Regions from separate parts of the Mus musculus genome. Here regions 1, 2 and 4 are each linked to region 3. Evidence: chromatin loops called from intact Hi-C (ENCODE). Cell type or tissue: left cerebral cortex. All regions are shown on one strand. Links, peaks and the distances in the headings refer to the core of each region. The heading gives the core; the rest is flanking DNA. Region 1 overlaps Gm34304 (predicted gene, 34304). Region 2 has its middle 39 kb from the start of Gm34745. Region 3 overlaps Gm40421 (a long non-coding RNA gene). Region 4 has its middle 56 kb from the start of Gm34745.

Region 1 (6,122 bases), core at 805-5,804, 1.6 Mb after region 3:
CAGCTAAATGCATGCGGAATTCATAGGGTTGTACGTTAGATGAATAAATATAACACAGAGAATGACTTCTGCTCATTGCAAGTCTGTAGAGGAATAAGGATTGGGAAAACTGCATGCTTGAGTCCCAAAGCCTCCTTTAGTCCAGGAGAGAAGGCAAGCTGTGTGCTAATAAAATGTCTGCTTTCTTATAAAAAAAAATAACCTCCCCAAACAAAACAAAACAAACAAAACAAACAGAAATCCAAACAAACAAACACAAAACTACCAGGACAAACTAATGTGCGCAACTCATACCAACCTGCCTCTTCGCTCTCTAGTACTGGCTCTTCTAGGTCCTCCCCACACCCCACCCCACCCCCAACCCAAATCAAAACCTGTGGCACCAGTGTTTGCCAAAGGTCCTGTCTGCCCACCCTCTTGGGGCGGCAGTGGTTGTTGGGCTCTGGTTCTTGAAGAAGGAGCTTCGCGGAGAGACTTGCTAGTCTGCTTGCCTCTGCTCTCCTCCCAGCGCGCTCACCCTGAGCTCCTTTGTAGTCCACGCCTGCCAAGTGCAATCCAGCCGGAGAGAGGCCTTGCCTTTAGGTTTCATCTCCAGATCCCTCCTCCCCTTCTGAAAAGGCAACTTTCAGCTTAGATGTCTGGTTTTTGCACATCAGACTGGAAGTATGCACAAACAGATCAATATTTTTGGGCTTTATAGGTCATCTGCCATGGTGAACGCGGAAAGGGGGGGGGGAGGCGGGGGCGGAAACAGTTAAAGGTTGTGAGCTTGTATTGATATAGTGCACAAGTCTGAGCTGAAATACCAGTGCGTGGTGCTGAAGTTAATTCGAATATTCAATAACAACTAAGGAGTATTGAACCCAGTGGGGGAGAGCAGTTACACACCACTTCTCTGCGAATCTTCCCAAGAAGCTATACACACAGGAAGGAGACACCCGACAGAGCAAGCTAGATACAGTAGGGCACAGGAGCAAGCTACTACAGTCACCAAATGAAAACTAAAACAACTCAATTCCTTTTCAGAATTGATAAGAAAGGTGGTGGGATATTTTTATTATTAAACAATCCCTACTTGATTTATTTCGTCAAATTCGGTGTCTCCCTTCTGGCTTTGTCTTAAGCCAGGAGAGAGAAAGCAATATCAAGATAATAGCTCAGCTGGGCAAGTGTGGCTCAGCTGAGTGTGTGGGCTACAAACCTTCAGGCCAAGAGGCTCGCTCCCTCTTTCTGTCTTTCTTTTTGTCCTTCTACCTTCTCTCTCTCTTCCCCTCCCTCTCCTCCTCCCTCCCTCCCTCCTTTTTCCTCTCTTCCTTCTTTCCCTCTTTTCGTCTAGATTGTGAATTTGATAGATAAAAAAGAAGAGAAAATGGAAACTCAGAAGACCCCCCCTCCCGCCCCCCTTGCCGAGAGCAACGGCATGCATGCTGCGGCTGGCTGCTGGCTGCCGCAAGCTCTTTGAGCGCAGAGCCTAGAGAGGCTCATTCTGGTGCTTTCTCGCTTTAAGACTTCCAGAATGCCAGTAGGGCCAGGCGCTCTGCTCGCTCGGATTTCTGCCCAAGTAACCCACCGTTTGGGTTTAGAATAAATACCCCCAAAGAAAAAAGGCCCCCAATTAAGCTGAGTATGGGCTAACCATCTCGCATCCAAAAACTGGGCCTGGAGGTTTTCATAGAGGGAGTTCTAGGTCCAGACCACCTAATAACCCGTGAGTGGGAGAATACGGGTATTGAGTAGGTCTGGAATTGTACACGAAACATTATTTCCTAATTAATTAAAGTAATTCTCTATCTCTATTTATATTCATATACATGCTATTGATTACACGCCTCTATTTGCTTGAAAAAGTGCTCAGAGTATCTTTGGAGCACACTGCTCTTTCTTTGTCCCCTTGAACATTTACAGCTGATCTTGCGGCTGGTTGAGATCAATTAGCACTGGATTTTGCCCTGGGATTGCTCCCCAGGGCGGAAAAATGGAGCCAACTGTTCTCCAGAGACTTTATTCGCCCCTCTGTATCCGCCAGGACTCCGTAGGCAGTTCAAAATCCCAAGCCTTGGTTTCACTTGATTTTGTTGTTGTTGTTATTGATAAATATTGGGTCATACACAAGCCACTTGTCAGAGCCTTTGGCTCCATCTCACAGCGGCAGCTCCTAGCGGGGCGTTTGAGTCTTGTCCTAGAAGCTGAAAAAATTTCCTGGGACGAGAACTGCACATTCTCTGATCCTTCAGTTCCGGAGATATCCCTATAGGATCATAGCCCTGCCTGTCTGCTGTCAGGTTCATTCCTCGATTTGTTCCAATATATGGACACTGAGTAGATGGGTGTGTTCTACCCATTTAAAAAATTGTGATTGGGAGGGGTGTTGGTAAGTTGATGCTGGTCCTATAGCTCCCTGCAAAGCCCCCCTCAAAGCTCAAACAGATAGTCATTGTAATTGTGGGGAGGTGAGGATGAGCCGGCAGGTAAGGCACTTGAGGGTTGTGTAATTGGAGTGTTGTATACAGTTTATCTTTCAGCTGTGCTGTGTATATTTCTCCCCCTTGATACATACTGCATATGAACAGAACCCATGGTCGGCTTGTCTTGGCATGTTTGAAGCCCTAGACACCTAACAGTATCATTACAGGAAAGAGACAAAGCCCCAAAGACTCCATCCAGGCAGGGAGGTGACTGCCTTTGGGGCGAATGGGGAGTTTCCTTGGCACTGAACTTGTCAGGGGAGCAGAGCCACTGCTGGACTCCCCTGACTTCAGGGCTTTCCGATGCTGAACTAGTGTTTGTGTGTGTGTGTGTGTGTGTGTGTGTGTGTGTGTGTGTGTGTGTGTGTGTTGTAACCAACTGATTTCCGACATTTCAAAGAGATTCTTTCTATTTCTCAGCATTACGGAAATGTACGTTGCTGGAAAAGCAGTAAAAACAAGCATAGAACTGCAATTTTCAAGAAAATAGGATCTCCAAATATAAAAATAAAAAAGTAGCAGATAAGATGTATAATTCAATCAAATTACACAAAATTGCTTGAGAATCCAGAACAGTAGCGATCCATTATGCCTCTGTTTTATTAGTGACAAGTACAATTACTCTAAAATAAAGAACACTGGTGAATATATAATTGGCTGTAATCATGTTAGTGTTTGAATAAAAATGACGGGAACATTTAACACTTTGACAACAAAATGTTCAGAAATAACTTATTTATTCAAACAGTTTTTTATTTTCCACCAAGCGAAGGAGAAACACAGTTTGCTTAGGAAAATCAATGACTTTTCCCTGCAATAAATAAATACCCCAAAGGGGAAAAACAGCCCCACACCTCTATATTATTACTACTATTATTTTTAACCACCAAGAAGCTTAATCCTATTTGAAGTCAACATTTCACATAGCGGTTGTTTGGTACTAAAGTCCGCCACCTAGAGGAACAACTGTATAATGCAATGCCAACCCCTTTACCCCCGCGGTGACCCGGAGAATCAGTTAATATTCTTTGCAAATTGCTGTCCAAACTAACTCCCTCACTCCACCCCCTCATATCCCCTTCCGCCCTGAAACATCGTCACAATATTTTCTTAGTAATTGTTATGCGCGGTTGACAAAAACCGGAGACTTTCTCCGTTAGTGTAGATCTCCCGGGAAAGTGCCAGGGAGTGCACCGGGGAAGCGGGTCAGGATTTGGAAGGTGCTGGAGAGGCAATTCTCTTTTACCTGGGGTTCATTTAGAGCAGCCCGATTTCAGGTCCCTTAAAGGAACAGTTTAAGAGAGAATCATCTTAGTCTGGCTCCCTCTGGTTTTGCGCAGAGAAAGAAACCAGTTCCCGCCCCCTGCTCCGCCGGCATACAAAATCTGGGCCCCTGCTTTTTATCTAATTAGTCCTGTAAGTTTTATCGACCCAGGTAGGCTACTGGGAATACCCATAATGCAGATTTTGTTTGGTTGTGTCCCTGGAGCCAGACCCACGCAAGAGAAAAATCTAGATTTTTGCACAGTCCTGTATTGTCAAGAAACGCATGCGGTTTGCGGGAGAATTTGGAGCTCCGCTCGGCAGGACTTTTCGCTTTTAAGTCTTGTTGGATCGCTTGGATCCAATGGGGAGATGGGGAGAACCACCCTACCTTCCCACTCACTTTAATTTAAGCTTTGGGCAGGGATACTCTAAAGGAGGCTAGGGCGGCTGGAAGAAGAATTTCCTAATGTGCGCTACATTCCCTTAGCGGACATTGCTGCCACCGCCGCAGCCTCTATGGTGATCCAGGCCAGACATTCAGCCTTCCCCATCTCACTTCAAAGTTTTATCTGCCCGAAGTTGCCTATAAAAATGTTTAAGCTAGCAGGACGAGAAAGGAGCAGAATGATTGAATTCTTTTTAAAAAATAAGTGTAGCTAGTACCCGAACTTCCGATGAGTTTTATCTCTTCGGTTCCCCTGGTTTCTTCCTTCCCTCTCTTCCTATTTTTTCTTAGATGTCTCACCTTTCCTTCCCTTTTCCTCTCTCTCTCTCTCTCTTTTCTAGTCTATGTCTACCAACTTTTCTCCAAGAATAAGATGAAGAGAGCGGAGGTGATGCCGAGACAGACCCTTTCCCCCCACTTTCCTGCCTCCTAGTCTCAGATGCTCCACGCGGGATTTGGACGCCCTCTGAGGGTTCTTCCTCTTCTTCTGACTCAATAGCAGTTCAATTAGGAACCATTAAACTATTTTCCTGGTGTATGTCTAAATTATTTTAAGGTAGTTAAATATGTATTTTAAAAATCACAAACACTAGATGGCTGTCCGGTGGCCTAAGGCCTGAGGGTTCTAAGCCCACTCCACCACTCTACCGCAAGGCCCTAAGAACTCAAATCCTCAGATTTTTTTTCCTTTTTTGGTTTATGCAAAGCTAGCTCTTCCACTCTTCACTCCGAGGTCTATCATCCCTCTCCTGCATTATATTAACAGCGTGCTAGCCTTCCTCTACGTGGGTAGGCTGCTAATGGGAACCACTTAATGCAACTGAAATGCTCATCTGTGGAGATTTTCCCAAGCAATGTTGGCTTTTTTTTCTTTTCTTTTCTTGTTTTCTTTTCAAGGCATGGTCACCACTCCCTCACTTCTCCTCTTTTCTTAATATGGGGTCTGGAAAGGGGGTACAACAACTTTTAGTGAGTGGGATGCTCCCTCCCCTTTCTGCTGCTTTTCAGTTATCCCCGGGGATAAACTGGACAGCTTTGCTTCTCTCTAAAGAGTAGGACTATCCTAAGTCTAGCTAAAGCTCTTGGTTGCCTCTAGCAGCAAATCCTAGTCCATCTATTCTCCAGTGCCACCTTTCCTTCCCCCGGGAAGTTTGTCCGGGGAAGTCAGGATGGCTCTCACTGAGACTCTATAGTGTTCTTCAGTGCAGTCCTCTGAAGAAAATGCCACAAGAAATTGCCACAGAGATGCTCTGTGCTTTGCATGGTCTCATGTGTAGGGTATGTTTCTTTAGTTGGAAGAACTTTTTAGGGTCTACTTTTGGGGGCTTGTTGGTATCCCTTGCCAAGAAGGGATGCACCCCCCCACCCCCCAAGAGAGTGATCATCTTATAAAGCTTTATACACTTTCATATAATTCTGGCCAAAAAGTCATGATTCATCGATCCAGTTTCCTAGGAGAAGATCATCAGCAAAAAGCCAAGTTAAATCAGATGTGTAATAAATGTTATACAGTGGGTTTAGTGATGGTTTGTGATTCACAGATGAAGTGTTCCTGCCACCTAAAAGTTGGTGACATGCAGACTCAAGATCTTCTGGCATTACCATTCTTCCTCTTAGGAAGTTACTTCACCTTTGTAGTGTTTTTTTCTTTAACAAAACATTACTGTAGTTGTTAATATACAAAGTGCCAAATATCTTCTGTTTGTACAAACTCCCAAGAAATGACACCCCAAATCATTTCCAAACCCTATGTTTTTTTTTTAAAAAAAGGTTGGAAGTGAAATTTCATTCAAATAGCAGCAGTGCCATCTAGTGACCATAGGGATGAGTATTGATGAAAGTAAGAGTGTTGGCTGTTTTTAAGATTCCTGAGGCACAGTGGGCTTTTCTAATACAGTGTGATTGTCTTACCAGGAGAACTCTATAATATCAAATTTTACACCATG
Region 2 (6,122 bases), core at 603-5,602, 120 kb before region 3:
TTTAAGATTGAAAATTGCCACGAAGTGTCCTGAAAACTAAAACCAAACCAAACAAAACCACAGCCACCCTAAAACAGAACTCTCATGGTAACACCTTGAAAGCCCAGAGCATTAAGAGTCAGGCTCCTCAATGCTTTTGAGGAGACAAACAATATCACTGAAGACTCAAAAGGCAGCCCACTGTGGACCTTTAAGGGCAAGGGACCACTGTTAAACTAAAATCTCTGGAAAAATATTATTTCAACTTAGAATTACTCACCATATTAACAAATGAATACAAACCGAATTGATATTTCCTGTTTGGTACATAAATGTTCAGAAACCGGCTTTCTGAATACCTTCCCAGAAAAGTGCTGCCACCGCAGAGGGAAACAGAGATGTGTGAGAGATGGAGGAAGCAAGCTCCAGCTGGGTAGAGCACCAATGTGTACACCTTGGAGAGTCAAGATCAAATCTCAGAGAGAAGCCTGAGAGGAAGACAACAAGCAAACAAAGACGGACATACTCCCTCGGTGTGAGACAGCTTGGCTAAGGAACTATTTATATTTATTTAAAAGAGCCTGGACAGAGCCAAAGAAAGAGATGCAGAGAAGGCCGTGAGCAAGCAAATATAAGAAATATATGATTAATTCAAGAGCATCACCCCAGAATTAAACCTAGGGCCTCATGCTTTCTAAGCAAGTGCTTTTGTGTAGACCTGTATACTCAGAAAAGATCTGGACTTTCTTCAAGTGTGTGCGTGTGCATGTGTGTGTGTGTGTGTGTGTGTGTGCGTGCACTCGCAAAGGAGTGCAGGTGCCCTTGGAGGCCAGAGGCATCAGATCCCCTGGCACTGGACACAAGAAGTTGTGAGCTGCTTGTTGATAAGGGTGCTGAAAACTGAGCTCTGGTCCTCTGGAAGCACACTAAGGGTTCTTAACCATTGAGTCATCTCTCCAGCCCCAAAGGTCCAGCTTTAATAGAAACATGCTGAAGACCATCATGGCTGAAGACAACACAATTCTGCCAGAGGCTTGTTCTACATAAAGCCAGAAGGAAGCTTGCCACAAATTCCTTGAGTATAAAGCCACCTGCCTGGCCTTTGTAGTTGCTGGTAGTCCAGCTAGTTGTTTTAGTCACCGGCCTATTGCTGTTAAGGAACACCATAACCGAGGCAACTCTTATAACAAGAAAGCACTTAATTGTGGGCTTGCCTATAGTTTGAGGAGGTTAGTCGTTATCCTGTCAGGAGCCTGTCAGGAACATGGTAGCATGCATGGTGCTGTAGCTGTAGTTATATTCTGATCCATAGGCGACAGGGGGGTACATATATATAGATAGAAAGGATAGAGATAGTGGGCCTGGCATGGGCTTTGAAACTTCAAGGCCCACCCCCAGTGACACACCTATTCCAACAAGACCACACCTCCCATTCCTTCTAATCCTTTCAAATAGTTCCACTCCTTGGTACCTTAGCATTGAACTATATGAGTGTATGGGGTGGGGGGTGCATTCTAATGCAAACCACCACATTAGGTGTTTCTGTGTCTGCGATCAACTAAAAGTCTGCTTTCAGCCCATGAGAAGACAAATGTGTGATGAGCGACTGTACCGATCATGTACAAAGTGACTGCGCCGTGCTGGAGCCCTCACTGCGTGCCTTGCCTTATCTCTGTTGATTCTTAGCTGCTTTCAGTTTGGCTGTACAATTGGGTGAAACTGAGATTTAAAGAGCCAACACAACTTTCCCAGAGTAGCAGGCCTTCGATGAGAACGCAGGCAGTGCAGGTCAGAATTCTGCTCCAGGGTGTCACTCTTCCGTTCAGTACACACCTCGTAACGTGCCGCAAGGGAACGGACAAAATCAATAAGAAAAGCAGACTCTTCTGATGGATGAAGAGGTTGAACCGAAGCCAGGGAAGGCTTAGGAGGGAAAGGGAACAGCCCTGCTGACCCACTCACAAGAACCAAGAATTGATGTGGTTTTGTAAACAACTGTTTTAGTGACTGGTCAAAGTCCCTTCTCTACCCGAAGACCAGAACAAGCCACCGCAATGACTCTTTTTTTCCAGAGACTCAGTTTTCACTCTTTTCTTATCTTTTAAACACCATTTTTCCTTCTTATGCCTTTTAATTACTAGGCTTCCTAGTACTCAGACCTAGATTGTCTTGTCTAAACTTTCTTTCAGTGACTATTTGCCTCCTGGGAGTCCTGGCAACCAGGCAAAGAGACCCCAATCTGGGAGCCAAAGAAGGCCTAGTTTTCCCTCCCATCCCCAGCCTCATTAAATATGGTGCAGTTTCTACCAAGAGTGTTGGGGGCGGAGGCTGTGTGGGCAAGACACAGCTTCCAAATGTTCTTGTAAATATTCATAAAAACACGTCAGTGTTGCTAAACCCACGGTAAACCATAACCACCCATCCCTGTACACCCTGCATCCTTTTGCTGTTAATCCTTTTGTCCGCCTTGAATTCCTTCCCACAATTGCTTCTCCCTCCATCTTGTGTTTTTGAATTGCTGCCAGCCACCTTAGCCTTTCAGGCAGCCCGCGGTACCCTTTTCAAAGCAGCGGGCCTTGCTGCCAGCTAGGATGCGAACGATACACGCTGTCCCAGCGATGTTGTGTTTTCTCATCTTGGTTCCTTGCTCATGGGGAACACGGCAATTATTCTACCCAGGACCTGATGGGGATTTCGGAGCGACCTGGCACATCTGAAACATTTTTCTGACTCACTGAGTTGGCATCTCTTGCTAGATCAGCATTGGCCCAGTTCCACACAGCCTGTCACCAGCAGTGGGTGTTGTTGTAAGCACTAGTTTTGATTGTGGCAAGATGGGCTCTGTGACTCTCCTCTTGTTCTGTTGAGTTCAGAAAAGGCATCTGCTCTCCATTCACATTGCATTTGACAAGAGTCCAAAACCTAAATGAATGTTGCTAATAAAGAACTGTAAGGAAAAAACATGTTGAGAACCACTGAGTGTATTCAACACATATCAAGTGTTGGAGCAGGGAGGGGGTAGGCTGGAGTGAGGCACTGGCTTGGGATCGGCGACTGGAGGGGTGGGAACTCTGGCCTCAGGGGCTAGCTCTGTCGGTGCACTGTGCCTCAGTTTGCCTTCTTTAAGTTGAACATGCTTGTGAGGTGTTTTCTGAAACAGACTGCTGGCGACCTGGAATCTGTTTACCTCGGCTGTGGGTCAACGGAGCCTGAGTTCTGTGGTAGTATTGATTAACTACTCAATGGCTGCCAAGGGTGACTTCAGCTCTGTACTTAAGCTTCACTGCTCATTCTCATCAAAGTCTTTGATCTGGGCAACTGGCTTGTCCACTGCCTTTTGTGTAGCACGTATAAACACAGCCCAAACCCATCTTCCCTTACTTTCTCAGACATAGCTCTTACATTACAAAGTCCACCCTGGGCACTGCTTTCCAGAGCAAGCAGCGGGCATCCTGAGAGGGTTTGCTTCTAAATAGGAGTGGTTGAGAGTTTGGAAAAAAATATTAGAATGTGAAACTATATTAAAATCACTGTCATCGAAGTCCTCATTTGGAATATGAATTATCTCGAAAACATACATACATATACCAAGGTGGTTGAATGAGAAAACTTTTAAGAGAGTATCTTAAGTCTTTAAACCGTAACATTATTATTATAGGTAAAATTCTTTCAGGTAAAGTGTAACTAACTTTTAATAAGTGTGATCATTTTAAACAGTACTAACACAACCACACTGTCACAATATTAATGTTACCGTGCTTTTGGCAATTAAGATACAAGGCATATGCTTTTTTCTTTAGAGGCTAATACCACATAAATAAATATTATTAAGTATTTTAAGGGCTTTATCCACAGAAAATTCTTACACTCTTAGTTTTTACAGGAGAGTGTCTATCAATTAAGACAAATTACTTTTATCCCATGGCCTTAATATCATAGCTAGTCCAGATTAAGAAAGACTGGAAAGTGAATAAAAATTGAATGAACCCAATATTTATTCTTGGTAGACTTCTCTGTGGTGGACAAAGCCTATCTCGTTCTCAAGAAAAACCTGGGTTAAGAATTCAGATTTTAATTTGTCAAACAAACATCTGCTCTATTGTATTGATGGGGCGTAGACTAGAATGACATGCTATTATTTGAGGTAAGTTGAAGGCCACCCTTTATGAAAATAAAGACATCAAGGATTTAGCCACGCAAAACTTTATCAGAGCATGTAAGGTTGGTAATGTTTGCAAAGTTTGGAACAGTCTTCAAGTCCCTCTAGAGCTGGACAGCTTAAGGAGGGTAAGAATGTGTGTGGTGGCATCCATGCTAATTTCCAGGTAAAGGTGTGGATACGTGACAGAATGGACAATCTGGGACCCTTAGGGCTACAAGTCTGGAAAGGGGGGTGGGGTGGCATTAGTTACTTTTCTTATCCCTGACCAAACACCTTATAGAGGCAACTTAAGGGAGGAAGGGTTTATTCTCCACCATGGATAGCATGGTGGAGAGAGCATGGTGGGTAGACACATTGGAGTGACTCAGTTCCTTCTGGTATTTGCTGTTGCAGTAATTTCCAACCCCAATAATCCCGAATAAAAACCACACAATCTAGTTATATTTATAAGCGATAAGCCTAGGTTGGGCAGAACTAGCACTATACTAACTTATTTCCCAGCTATGAGACCCTTTGTTACAGAGTTTCTCCTGGCCATGTGGTTCTGTACCATCTTCGTTTCCTCCTTCCTCTCCCCTCCCTCCCTCCTCTGTCCTCTCTCCTTCCCTTCTCATATTTCTCTCTCTCTCTCTCTCTCTCTCTCTCTCTCTCTCTCTCTCTGCTCCCACTCTCAAAGACCTCCTGTCCCACCTTTCACCTCTGCTGCCTAATCACAGGCTCTAGCCATTATTGACCAGTAAATGGGGAGAAGGTTCACATGGGATCACCTGAGTACGTGATCCACTGTTCATCCGGAGGCTGTCCCTCCCTCTTGAGGAAGCAGAATTAACGTCAGAAATCAAACAGCATCAGGACAACCCACAACAATTTGCTTTCAGCATGCTGTCAAAATCACCTATATCCTGCCAGATCTGAAAACAAACTGGGATCAGAAGTGGACATCACCCTCAACGCCCACCCCTCACAACTCACTTCTGCTCTCGAGGCCATCGCTCCGAAGTCTCCTCACAACAGTGCCATCAATTGGAGGTCTAATGTTCAAACACACCAGCCTGTGAGGTTCATTCTATACTCACACAGACAGGTAAATGGTATATGACGGTCAATCAATAAGGATGAGAAGTGAGCAATCGCCAGTGTGGTCAAATTTTAGGTTACTGTTTATTGAGAATTTGTTTGTATTTGTACTTGTGTCCTACATAAAGATGAAACAATGTGTTTAGTGATAGAACAAAAACAAAATCCCCAAACAGTGTTTTATATAAGAGGATAATTGCTATTAAATGGAAGTATTCAGTTACTGAGTGACACTTTTGGGGATCTTGTTCAACCCTAAATCCTCACCTAACCTATATCAATGTCACAGTCCAATTGTCACCTTTACTTTTTGTCCCCTTTACTGCTCAATCCCTTCTGGTGTTTGCTGTCGGACATCAAAACCTCTTTCGAGTCTTTTTGCTGAATTCCAAGATAATATTTGCTCCTTATTTCTTAGGAAGATCTAACACTCTTTTTTCCCTAATTCATTCTTTTTTAAAAAAAAAAATTTAGTTTTTATTCTTTATATCCACTATATTTCAGCTTACCTACACTTCTCCTAATCTCCTCTCCTTACCTCCCATCTCCTGTAGATTCATTCCTTCTGTGTTTTCCTTAAAAAAAAAAAAAAAAGAGCAGGCTTCCCAGGCATATACCAGACACAGCATAACAAGTTACAATAAGATTAGGTACAGCCCCTCATATCAAGGCTAGACAAGGGAACCAGTGAGGAAGAAAAGGGTCCTAAGCACAGGCAAAAAAGTCAGAGGTTGGAGATAGCCTTTACTCCCACTGTTAAGGGTCCCTTAAGAATACCAAGCTACTATCTAGGGATCCACCCCATAATCAGCTTCCAAACGCTGACACCACTGCATACACTAGCAAGATTTTGCTGAAAGGACCCAGATATAGCTGTCTCTTGTGAGACTAGGCAGGGGCCTAG
Region 3 (6,122 bases), core at 610-5,609:
AGACTTTTAGCTTAGGCTCCTAAATACAGTGTATAAAATGCTTTGCTATATTTACTGTACAGAGATATTAATTCAGGTTTATATGGATATATTTTGTACATATGTATCTCTGTGTGTGTATGTGTGTGTGTGTGTGCATATTTTCAACTTAAAATGTCATCTAATTGTTTGACCAAAGGTACTCTGTTTCCACTTGGAAACCAATCCTATTCTTGGACTCTGTAAACACAATACATCCAGAATTATAGATTATTTAATGTGGTACTGGATTTTAGCTCAAACCTAAAGCTTAAAGATTTAATTTTCTGTTGGCCTTAATGAAATAACCAACGCATGAGCTCCCTGTGGGGGGATATGAAAAGTAGTGTCTAGAGACCCACTAAAACATTTGCAGACCTCCTTGGTTTTCTGTTTCTAATGTGATGAAAATTTGTACAAATAACAAAGAAAGAATGTCATGGTAACGAAAACATTTCCTATACATGTATTTTAGAGGGATGCGAAATCAAAGGTCTTCAAAGAATTACTAGGGCTCTTTCTAGGAGGTTATTGACAAATATGTAGTTTGTCTCTGGAGTTTGTGCCTCTTTCACAGATTGGTGTATTTGTGATCCCACCGGCAGAATAAGTGTCTGTAATTCATTTCTCCTTGTTAACTAGTGTGCCTTTGTGTGGAGGATGATTGGCAGCAAACTCGGCTGAGTCCCAACGGATGAGCTTGTTAGCAAAACCCTAGCGTCCCATCTCTAATAAAGCTTATCAGCGGTACATTTTGTCCTATCTATTAGCCTCTCTGTTTCTTTTTTTGTGAAAAGCTGAGTGTCCCTTTGAAGCAATGACAAATAAGCCCCTGAACTGAAGTGCTAGGCTGCCTTACGGACAGCTGGATAGTAAATGTCACACCGTGGAGAGAATGCCTATTATCAGAGCGAGCCATTTGTTCCCAGCCTTTCAGTATCTTAATGTAATACAAAATTGCTAAATCAAGCCCCATGTCTGTGACAGAACATAATTAATGAGAAAGCAGGAGCCAATTCAACACTCTTTATTGGGACCTAATTGGCTCAGGCAACAGAGTTGTCACTCAACAAGAGACTTCCTTTAAAGCAATTTTGTTCTTGGTTGTATTACAGAGCCTATTAAATTGTCCCCTCCTTGATCACACAAAGAAGTATCTGCATGCAATAATTAGCTTTTCCAGGGGGAATTTTTTTTAACTCATGCAATACCGGATCGTTTTTTAAACTGTCTGCAAAAGCCCTGCTTGTGGCCAGGGGATGAGCTGCACGCTGAGCAGAGCCACAGGCTGCTTTCCATTCTGCACAGCACCAGGAATCTCTGCTGCAGAAAGCTGAAAGGGAGCCCAAGCCAGAGAGAGACGTGCTCAGAGGTGGAGGATGGGAGAGGGATGAGGTGGTGGGCCCAGGAAATCACTTTGATGGGTAATCGTAGCTCACTTCACAATCTGCTCTTAAAAGGAACACAGTAGAATACTTATTTGTATATATTTAAAATTTGTGGGTTTTTTTTTTCCTTCTATAGCCAATTTACTCTGTAATCAAAATTAGCCGAGTGATGGCAGGAGGTGGAGCTTCAGTGCACATGAAAGCCTGAAGGGTCTCCGGTATATTAATGCACTTGGCTGTATTTTGGAGATTCTTGGGGGCACAGTTTAAAAGTCAGCACAAACATTTAATGCTGTGTGGTTATTTATTGCAATCTAAAAATGTACTCTGGAGATTTATGGCCTTCCCTCCCCCTCATTTAATAAATCTCAAGATAAATGTATTCTGGGTATGCACACCATTGTTTTAAAACTGTTTTCTCGCTGTCACAACACCACAGACTTCAAATAAGTCTGTGCCTTGTCTTGATGGGTTTTAGGCAGCGTGACATGCAGTGAGTGAAGGCCACAGAGAACAGCCCTTAAGGTTTACACAGGCATTCGCTGAGATCTGGGCAGAAAGGATCCAAGCCAGGGGTACAGCAGACGGAAAGTTGCAGGAAACACATATTAAAACATACAGATTAGGCAACCACAAGTATGAATTTGAAAAAAACAAACCCTGCAACAGTTGATATTAGAAATTATTAAAGGTTGATTTAAATGGCAATACTGTGAGCAGCCTAAATCAAAGGCACATGTATGGACCCTTTCTTGAAATGGCTGTCAATTTCTCCCTTCTGTGCCTTCAGAAACAGCAAAGACTGCAGTGAGCATGGCAACAGCATTTGGCTGGATTTAGAGAGCTGTTAGTTGCCCCAATGAGGAGATGCCAGCTATTAGGACAGGGAGAAGACAAACCTCTCAAACAGGAGAGGAGAGAGGCTCCCACCGAGCTGCAGGGTGCAGAGAAATCCCAAGATCTGCCCCAGTCACTGCTGCAGCAGGCTGGCGTGGTGCCGTGGTCCTCGGACTTATTGCTGTTTGCCGGCATCTTAAGCTGTCTCAGTTGCCATAACTGACTTCCGTCACATAGAAAGAACTTTTCTAGCTTCTCAGCCTCCCTCGAACCCACCCTTACAGACGGAGCAGAAGCGGACTCATGGATGCACTCTGTTTGAAAAATATTCGTTATTAGTCCATAAAGCAGGAACAAATAAAACTAACAGTAAAATGTATTAGTCAATAATGTCCTTTCCCAGGTGACTCTTGAACCTCACGGAGGCGCATTCTCAACGAAGATTTATTAGTCTGGTCGGGAATGCACCATGATAGCAAGAGCTGCCAGAATCTAATTTGCTTTAATTAATCATTTGCTTCATAACACGGCGATTCTCCCCCCTCCCCCTCCCTCCTTTTAACTGTCTAGATTATTTTAAAACATTAGATATTGCTCTGTGGATGGCTGATGAAACTGAAATTGAATGCTGTAAAAGTTAGATTAAAAATTCATTTAACAGTATAAACATTTCAGAGTGCAGGATGTTGTCGATTAGGTCAAGTGCGTATGGAGCAATAAAACAGTCGTCGAGCTGAGAGAAAATACATTGTCAGAGGGCACTCAAACAGCTGAATTTAGTCTAATTTAAATGTTATAGGAGACTTAAAAAAAAAAAAAACGCTAGCTAGGAATCCAGTTATAATTACTCTGTATTTGAGTAACACCGACGGCTAGGAAGTCGGAACCACATCCAGGCACATTTATTAGTGTCATGGTACAAACAAGCTTTAGTTTGGATAGGAATGAGCCATGGCCTCGGTGGAGAATAGAGGCTGAGTTAAAGGCCATAGTGCCTACCCCTCTTAGGAGAATGGACTGTCTCGGATTTCCAGGAGAGCCAAGACATCAGATATTTATCAGGGCAGCACCAGGCAGGAGTGTTTTCTCCTCCGCCCTCTGGGCTGGCCTGGGCAGATGCCAGCTGCACAGGGTGGGAGTGAGCGCTGCTGTAAGTGGAGGCTCCGTCCTTCTCGCCACAAGGAGGCGCTCGCGGACACCTCGCTGACTGAGCCGTACAGGCTTAAAGCCGGATGGAGCTCTGAAAGCTTCCAAGGACCTGAAAGGGGAACACTGTAGTTGCCTGTTGCTGAATGGAATGCTTTTGTGTGCTCAGCTCTTGGGAGCTGGGATGGGGAAAACATGTGTCTGATTTAGGAACCAAACAAAATGTGTGTGCTTAGAGATCTTGCAGTTTATTTCATAACACTATAAAGGGAAATACCACTGTAATTTAGCAGTGGGATGAGCCTGAAGCACAAGGACTGTGTGCTTGCCACTACAATTAAGCACCCTATACTATGCTGTCCGTACACATGGTACCTCATCCCTCGTATCAGTTCCAGTGTGACATGGAGTGTCCTTACTATAGTGGAATTTATATCACTCCCAGCCTCAGAAGGCTTGACTATCCTGTAAAAATACGTGTTAAAATCGGTGCCTCAGATGATCTAGTGGGGGCTATTTGTTGTAAAATATTTTGTAGTTTGGTTACTGGCCAACTTTTAATAAGCATATACGAAATTAAATAAGTATTTTACAAAGAAGCAGACATGTGTGTGGGTGCTGAACTTTTTTTTTTTTCTTCTTCCTTAAGTGGGTTTTCTGTCTGCTTTTAGAATCAGTTCTAGAACCTCATAAGAAAATTATTGTTATAGTGTTACAGTCCCACCCTCTCCCCCCTTTTTTTTGGTAAAGTCAAATATAAATAACATTCTCTGGGACAGCGTATTTGATACCCAATTCATTACAATTTAATGAAGTCAAGGTGTTGTTGGTGAATCACAGATTCATTGACAATCTTCAGAGAAGGTCCAAATGGCTGTAGGCAAGGCCTGTGTGCCGTTCCTCGCCGTTATTCTGGGTTGAACTTGAATACCTCCTGTTCTACTCCACGACTTCATCAGAAATGCATTTCAGTGGAGTTGTCGAGCAAAATATAACTCTAGGAGAATTGTAAACTAAGAGTGGGGACATCTCAGTTTCTACCCACAAGGAAGTTTCAGGAAGAGTGAACTGTCTAACTTTGAATTTTGGAAGGAAGCCTTGCTAGCTGCCACCTCAGCCAGGATGGAAAGCCTTATAAACTCATGGGTAGCAGCCAGTATTTGTCGTTTTCCTTCAGTTTCCCAATAAGTCAGCAACGTGCATCCTCACAAGAGACTCACAGCAAGTCTTGTGCTAAGAAGCAGAATCAGAGGGAATTGGATGTTCTTGAAGTTTTGCCGTTCAAATCAAAGTGAGCAGAAAGAAATGTGCCGTCGTCGTCATTCCCTGGGCTTGGAATTTCTTAACATTCGCGATGGGGATGGGGTTGAGTAACACCTGAGTCCCACGGGGAGGACTGTAATCAAGGAAGCTCTGAGCAGTGTTAGAGGGTCTTTACCTCCCCTCCATCCCTCTGCAATATGCACTTGCAGAATTGGCTAAATGAGCCACCATACTCTGGTCAATATGAATAGGCTTGTAAGAGGCTCAGTTTGATTTAATGGCCACCCATGGACTTCCACACGAGGAAGGGAATGCCATGCTCAGACTGAATAAAGCTGTAAGAATTCAACCACTCCATTTGGCATTGTAGCTGTATTTTAATGTCCTCTTCAGAATTCTCAGTTATAGTAACATCTCTGCAATCAGGCTAGCATAAAAAGGCCTGTTTGTAATAAATCGGTCAGCCTCTTATGTGCCTCTCTTTCCTGATGCGAATAGTGAATGACGGGATTGTTGCATGTAAACTAGGCAGGAAGATTTTCGGTATGGCTAGTTGTATCTCTTCATTTGTATAAGTGATTTATTTAAGATCTTATTTCTGTTTTCAGTCTTTGTTTTCACGTTATCTCCTAATTGTCCCAGGGATGGGGAGACAAACAGATTCTGCCCATGAAGTGTAGGTCTGTGGGAGATGTTTAAGCGAGATGCAGTTTACAAAGAGGTCAGGAAATGAAAACAAGATTGTTCTGCCTTCTGTCATCCTTTCTTTCAGGAGACTGATGTGAGGGTTGTGAGCTGTCATGTCCTGGCCAGGACGTGGTGGCAGAGGCGGAAGGGTGGAATTGGTTTCTATGAATATTCTAAGGTGGAATACTCACACTGCCTTCTTAGTACATAATGGTCACCCAGTGCAAAGGGCCCTAGACCTTTGGAATCATTCAAAGTTTTCATTAGAGAACCAGCGGTCTGTTCAACTTGCTCTGGTGGAGCTCGGCGTTGAAATTGCATATTATAGGCTGTGCTGCTGTAAATAAAGGGCATTTTGTTATGCCCACACTCAGCTGCCTTTCCTACTGTGATTTCTTTCCCAGCCCCTGCTGTGACCTATTGTCAAAAACAAGGCTTTATTGGTGAGCTTCTTTTCATAGGAGCTCGATGTCTGTCCAGAAGACAAAAACACCAGTTAGGTAGAAAGAGGACAACATCTTTTAGGGACAGAATGACTCAAAATCTTAACTACAGACTTTCAGATAATTCATAAATGTCAACAGACAAGAAGTGGGCAGCTGGGGCACCCTGTCTTGAAGGTGACACACCAGCCATTTCCTTGAAGGTGACAAACATGCCAGCCATTTCTTGGATGCTTAAACAGAAAAGGACCAAATGTGGTCTCTGGATTGATTTTGTAGAGACCCTTTCTTGCCAAGCTCAGGGTTTTTTGTTTTTTTTGTTTTTTTGTTTTTTGTTTTT
Region 4 (6,122 bases), core at 543-5,542, 100 kb before region 3:
AGGCAATAGAATGTTCTTATATCAAGGAGCACACAGTCTATGGTAGCTCTTTGGGAAGTGTTAGCATGTGACGGTGCTTGCTGCCTGGATCTGTAGTTTCAATGGTTTACAACATGGAGTTTCCTTTTCTTTGTTGGCATATGTCCATAGAGAGAAGCCATTTCTTAGCATCTATAGAAGAACCATAGGGCACAGTTCATATGAGATAGGCGAGTCCAAATCTGGTTGTTTCTCTTCACTTGGTGTAATCCTCCCAAGGACAAGGTGTTCTGTTTCCTGTGGTACTAATATGTGTAGATGGAGTTTTGCATTCGATTAATTTAATCTGTAGACATTATTATTTTTTAACTGCTCAAGATGTTCTATCTTTGGCTACTGCCGGCCTTTCAGTTTCTCTTAGCTTCCGTGACACAGTAGCTTTTGAGAACCTTCTTGTCATTTGGCACAACTGCATCCTCCTTGCTCCAGCCGTACATTTCTTCATATTATACTTGGAGCCAAATATTTGTTCAAAAAATGGTTTCATTCATAGGAAACTGAAGATAAGGAGTGCCCACTATGTCCCATCGATGGGAGTGGTGTGTATGCTTTGCATTAGGCCAAACCAGTTTAAAAAAAGAAAACAACACACACTGTGTTTGTTCAAACCATATCTGTTCAGTGGTGACACGATTGATTGTCCAGGCTCTATTGCTTGGCAAGAAACAGAAAATGTCACCCAGGCTGACATAAAAAAAATGTTTTTCCTTCTTTTTCTGTCTTCTTGTTGTCTGTTTGTTTGTAACAAAAAGATAAGATTCGGTTCAAATGAAGCAGCTGGTTTCTTCTTGTGCCACACCTTTCTTTATATCCATTGGCCTCAGTCTCCAATTAGCTTTTCTCAAAGCTCTGAGAATTTCCACTAGCTTCCAGGTCTCCATGCTTCCATATTTACAACCTGCTTCAAAAGAGCATCTTTGTCTCTTTCTTCCCAGAAATAATACTGAGATTCATTTGCATAAGAATCTTCACTTTGGTGGTGTGTTTGAGAGAAACGACTTGTTAGATGGAATATTGCTGATTGATTGAACCTTCACTACATATTTTGTTCCTGAAGTTGGAGATAAGAGCTCCCCAAGATCTGGTTGAGTCTTCAAATAGCAGCTGGGATAGTGGAAAAGGGAGGTAGGAAGGAGGAAGCAGATGCCAAAGAGAGGGTAATAAACACCCAATATTACAACATCCTATTTCAATCTATTTAATGTATTAATTCAGACCTTTATAACAATGTATGCACGATTTAAAACCTTAAAGAGACAAAGTGGAGTTAAAAAATGTCCTGCTCTCATGGAAACTGTATGGCATCAGAAATTGAAACAGTATCTTTGAACAACCTAGTAGATAAAAATGTAGAAAGTATAGTAGGGTCTAAGAAAGGAAGAAAAAAATGTAGTCTCTCTTTATGGCTCTGGTGTCCTGAAATTCACTATGAAGACCAGGCTTGCCTTGAACTCACAGAGATCTGTCTGCCTCCACCTCCCAAGTACTAAAGTTAAAGGGATCTGCCACCACAGCCAGCATAATTTTTAGTTGAAAAGTTTTCTGGTTATATTGATACGTTTATTACCTTCCTTGGAGTCTACCTTGGAAGACTCAAACATTGTGCAAATAACGTTCCCTCTCAGTGGTGGACTCATAGGGACATTTCCCCCCCACATCTCTCAAACAAAGGTTCTTACCAGTGTAAGAATTTGTTTCGGAGATACTTTTCCCATATGCTCTTTCAGGGAGAAAAGGAGTCTCCTGTGTTAACACTAAGTTGTTTGGTTTTTCTAAGTTGGTTCTTCTACGACTAGCATGTCACTGATGAGTAACTCCAAAGTAAACAAGATGCTAACGCCAGAGTGTTCCACGGGGCTGACTATAAATTTAGGTGTAGTGTTTTGGATTATAACATCAAACTTCTCCACCACGTGAGCTACAAAAGCAGAACGTGGAATACCTTGGAAATCCCATCTAAGCGAAGCTCATCTTCAAAAGGAAAATGCAGAAGAGTCCCATCAAAAATGGACAGCTATAAAGCTTACAGTGACCAGAATCATAAATGGAATAATAAAAATTTAAAAAGCCAGATCCAAGGTCATATAGCTGGAATGGTAAGGAGATCTCTGACTCACTTCAAATGAAACATAATTCCAATTTCTTTTCCTCAGTGAAAAGGTTTCATTGTAGTTACTTTTTCTATTTTTTCAGCTGGTACCAGAGTCTAATAGCAGATTACAACTTAGTATACAAAATAAGGACTTTATTTATTAAGCCCATGGGGATGTCATCTAATTATTTTTAATCACTAAAGGGATCCATGCATTCTTTTCTCAACCGCTTTCCGCCATTGAATTGGTTGGTCCGTATGAATTGGCCATATCCTGAGTTAGTTCTCATTCACGTTTGGCATTTATTAACAATATCTTAGAGACCTCCCATGTTGGGCTGCAGTGACATTAGCTCATTGTGGTCAAGTCTGTACATGGAAATGCCTTGGTTGGTAGGGGGAGGGGAAACAAACAAAGCCAACAACCTCAAACCCAAACGCAACCATCTGTGTGCTATTTGATGGGGCGTTCCTGACTCTGAGCAGTAGTCCTAGCTGAGAGGTACCACTGAGTACGATTGTTTATGCTGCGCCGTGGTGTAAAGCAGACAATACCACACAATCAGAGCCTTCACACTCAAACAGACATCACACTCTGTAATTATATTTGTCTGACAGATTATTATAATTGTACGTGGCAGGTAGTAGAAAGCAACTCCTTTTTACAGCCTAAATAATGTGGCATATTCTGCATACTCTAAATCAACCTTGCAGAAGGTAAATTATGAAAGCTAAATGCACGTTGAGTGTTTTTATTTACTCTTTCAGTTAGCATCTTATGTGGTGCTAGACAGCAAAAGAGCATTACCTTATTTTGCCTGGTACTATTTCATTTAACACTTTATTGTGCAAAGTTCTTTTTGGCTGACAGCTTGTTTTATTTTGGCATACTCAAGGCAGCACTAGCAATGATTCTCTGTAATGCTTTTCCCTGGGGATCATATTGACCTGGTCAGCCTATGCGAAGAAGTAGAAGCTTAAATGCATTACTTAGAGAGAAAAATGCCGAGCTATAGTTTGTTCCTTTAACAATTAGAATAAACCAATTTTGGGAATGAGCTCTTGAGCTATTTGCAGAATTTAAGAGACTTTCTGATAGCCTTTTAGATGAACAGACAAGCTGTGGTAGGCTGCCGTAGTGCTTACCACATCTGCTCTCATTTCCTTCCAGCACGTGGGTGGTCAGATTGCTCAGCCACTCTGTAGTTAGATGGGACAATATTCATGAGTTTTTGCAGCTGGCCTATGGGTAGAAGCGGCTATGTCACTTTCCATACTGAGGTGTACATACATGTAAGACCCTCAGCTTGGTCTCACTTGGCTGGTGGCCAAAGACACTACTTGGTGCGGAGAGCACTTAGCAGAAGAGGATGCATCTCTCAACTCCAACCCCCCAAGCTGCACCATGCTAACTGGCTTCAGATAGGTACAGCGAGAGAGAAACACACCCACACTGATTAAACTACTAAAACTCGAGTTTAATTATTTTATTGTAATTTAACTTATTCTGCCTCATATGGCATTCTTTATTTATTTATTTATTTATTTATTTTTTTCGAGACAGGGTTTCTCTGTATAGCCCTGGCTGTCCTGGAGCTCACTTTGTAGACCAGGCTGGCCTCGAACTCAGAAATCCGCCTGCCTCTGCCTCCCGAGTGCTGGGATTAAAGGCGTGCGCCACCACGCCCAGCTCTCATACAGCATTCTTGAGAAAGATTTTCTAGGCAGCCTACATCTCACCGCAGGTTTGTGAATTCTATACTGACTTTTCAGTTTCTACACCAAGGTTTTACATTTTCAGAAGTATTTATTATATGAGATGCTGAGTAGTTGATAAGTGCTTATGTTGTCCATTCTTTCTGTGCTTTATGGATAAGTCTTGAAATTTTACAAAATGAACTTACTCAGGCTAATCCCCAAGCCTATATAGAAAAAAAAGCACTTGCCCAAAGAAGTCTTGTGGGCTCTGTTCTTATCCTACCGCACTGTGCTGGTTCACATCTGTTTCTCATAACAGCAATATTGATTAAAGAGCAAATGTGTAAAAGGTAAATACTACAAGATTGGGTATTCCTCAACATTTTATAGTGTTCTGTTCACGTACTGCCTGATGAGTGTGTGGAATTAGGTGTTGCATGGAGATGATCGTAATTAAATAGTCAAAATCCTAGTCTTCATAAATGGTTATTCTGAGAAGGCATGAATCATATGTAAATATATTCAGATATAGTCTTAGGCAGATGCTGCAAATGATCGGTCTAACTGGGGAGGCTTGTCAGGTGTATCTGTGAATTTCTTGACACACTTTTAAGATTGAGGTCTGTTGTGATTTCTATTGTTATGGCTTGTCTTAGTCAGTGTTCCATTGCTGTGAAGAGACACCATGACCATGGCAACTTTTAATAAGGAAAGCATTTAATTGGGGTTTGCTTACAGTCTCAGAGGTTTGTTCCATTATCAGCATGGCAGGGAGCATGGCAGCATGTAGGCAGACGTGGTGCTGGAGAAGGAGCTGGAAGTTCTACGTCTAGATGCACAGGCAGCAGGAAGAAAGAGTACCACTGGGCTTGGCTTGAGCATTTGAAACCCCAAAGCCCACTCCCTGTGACATAACTTCCTTCAACAGGACCACACCTCCTCACCTCTGTCCGGTAGGGAAGCCGAGAGATTCGTGCTGAGGATCAAGTTGAGATGCTTCATTTAGTCAAGTGATATCATGTGGAAGAAAAGCTAAAGTTCATGAGCAGAATTATGTCTCTCAGGTTAAGGATGCCGACAGATTAGTGGGAAGTCCCAAAGTGGCAGAGAGCTCACCCTGCTGACTGGAGAGACTGTAGACCACTAAGTGTCCTCAGATTTAATTCATTAGGTTCTCCCTCGAGTACTGTGGATTTGTTAAAGAAAACACATGCAGGCAGGGAACTTACTCGACTGTTGATTGTTAACAGTAGCTGTGGATATGCTAGTTTTAATTAGTAAGATGCAGAACAGGGGGCCATACAAACCACAAGTCCATGTGGAGATAGGGTAATCTGACCAGCCCAAAGATGACTACAGGCAGGCTGGAGAGACAGCTCAATGGTAAAGAACGCTTGCTGCTCTTCCCAGAGACAGGGTTCAGTTTCCAGTATCCACATTGTCGCTCACAACTGTCTGTTACTACAGTTTGGGGATCCAATGCTCCCCTCTGTTCTCCATGGCCTGCCAGGCATGTGTGTGACACATAAACAAATATACAGTCAAAATAGTCGTACATATAAAAAGTGAGATAAGCCTTTTAAAAAGTGACTAGGTGTCACTGGGTTTCAAACTGTGTCTACCAGACCTACACCGGGATGCTGAAGCAACATTTATATTAAACAAATGTATGATTTACTACTTCACATCTGGGAAACAACTCCAAGGCAGTTGCTGCTATTGAAGGGCTCTTCAGCATTTTCCTGATGGAGATAACTTCTGGATTGTGTCACTTTTCCTCATTGTCCCAGGTGGCTTGTGTTGGTGGTTGATTTAAAGAGTGAAAGCCATTGTGGAGTATTAAGAAAATGGATTTATTGCTAACTCATTTGCATGGAGTTCCCTATCCCCAAACTGCTTCGGAGATCATTTATTCCAGTATAAAGAATTTCCTTGGTTTACTGTTTTCTTCCAGTAGATATCGTCTTGCTATATAGCCAGACTGGCTACCCATAATCCTCCTGCTTCAGCCTCCAGAACACTGGGATTATAGACATGTGCTATTATGCTCAGTCCTCAGTTTTATTCATGTAACTCTTCCAAATCATGTAATTTCACATGAATCTGCCCTGAATACCCAGGTAGTGTTGGCACCTTAATTGAAATTTATCTTAGATAAATAGCAGATCACCTTAGACTTTGGTCTAGCTGGAAAAGATGATCTGGACCAATCAAATATATTTCTAAAAGTCAAAGGTTAGGGAATTTAAATACAAAGCTGTACCTATGATGACTAAAGAAACATAATTAGGGC

What was found. Hi-C counts contacts between places; a loop is a spot of excess contacts. Peaks named below come from ENCODE experiments on the same cell type or tissue, not always from the same donor. Only the 100,000 strongest peaks of a DNase experiment are listed, where the experiment ranks them.
Region 1: a loop joins it to region 3, with 7 times the contacts of the local background. A loop is called at or near these places in 3 of 42 quality-filtered maps.
Region 2: it touches region 3 in a loop (2.2-fold over the local background); 4 of 42 quality-filtered maps call a loop at or near these places.
Region 4: a loop joins it to region 3, with 2.1 times the contacts of the local background. A loop is called at or near these places in 4 of 42 quality-filtered maps.

Annotation. Positions count from the first base shown.
Region 1 is chr12:49,372,209-49,378,330 of GRCm38, reverse strand. All of the region lies in intron 1 of Gm34304 (predicted gene, 34304), which reads left to right. Among named protein-coding and RNA genes, the nearest start is that of Gm34304, 6.6 kb to the left of the region's middle. In left cerebral cortex, for the core only: CTCF peaks have their summits at 2,163 and 3,436 (motif pointing left); no DNase peak of the experiment used is centred there; H3K4me3 peaks cover 3,550 bases; H3K27ac peaks cover 4,754 bases.
Region 2 is chr12:51,114,754-51,120,875 of GRCm38, reverse strand. No RefSeq gene overlaps it. Among named protein-coding and RNA genes, the nearest start is that of Gm34745, 39 kb to the left of the region's middle. In left cerebral cortex, for the core only: no CTCF peak of the experiment used is centred there; DNase peaks (open chromatin) are centred at 1,790, 2,396 and 2,669; H3K27ac peaks cover 1,871 bases.
Region 3 is chr12:50,997,115-51,003,236 of GRCm38, reverse strand. All of the region lies in intron 2 of Gm40421 (a long non-coding RNA gene), which reads left to right. Among named protein-coding and RNA genes, the nearest start is that of Gm40421, 4.7 kb to the left of the region's middle. In left cerebral cortex, for the core only: a CTCF peak has its summit at 3,419 (motif pointing right); DNase peaks (open chromatin) are centred at 3,430, 3,804, 4,493, 4,726 and 4 more places; H3K27ac peaks cover 1,925 bases.
Region 4 is chr12:51,098,342-51,104,463 of GRCm38, reverse strand. No RefSeq gene overlaps it. Among named protein-coding and RNA genes, the nearest start is that of Gm34745, 56 kb to the left of the region's middle. In left cerebral cortex, for the core only: no CTCF peak of the experiment used is centred there; a DNase peak (open chromatin) is centred at 3,292.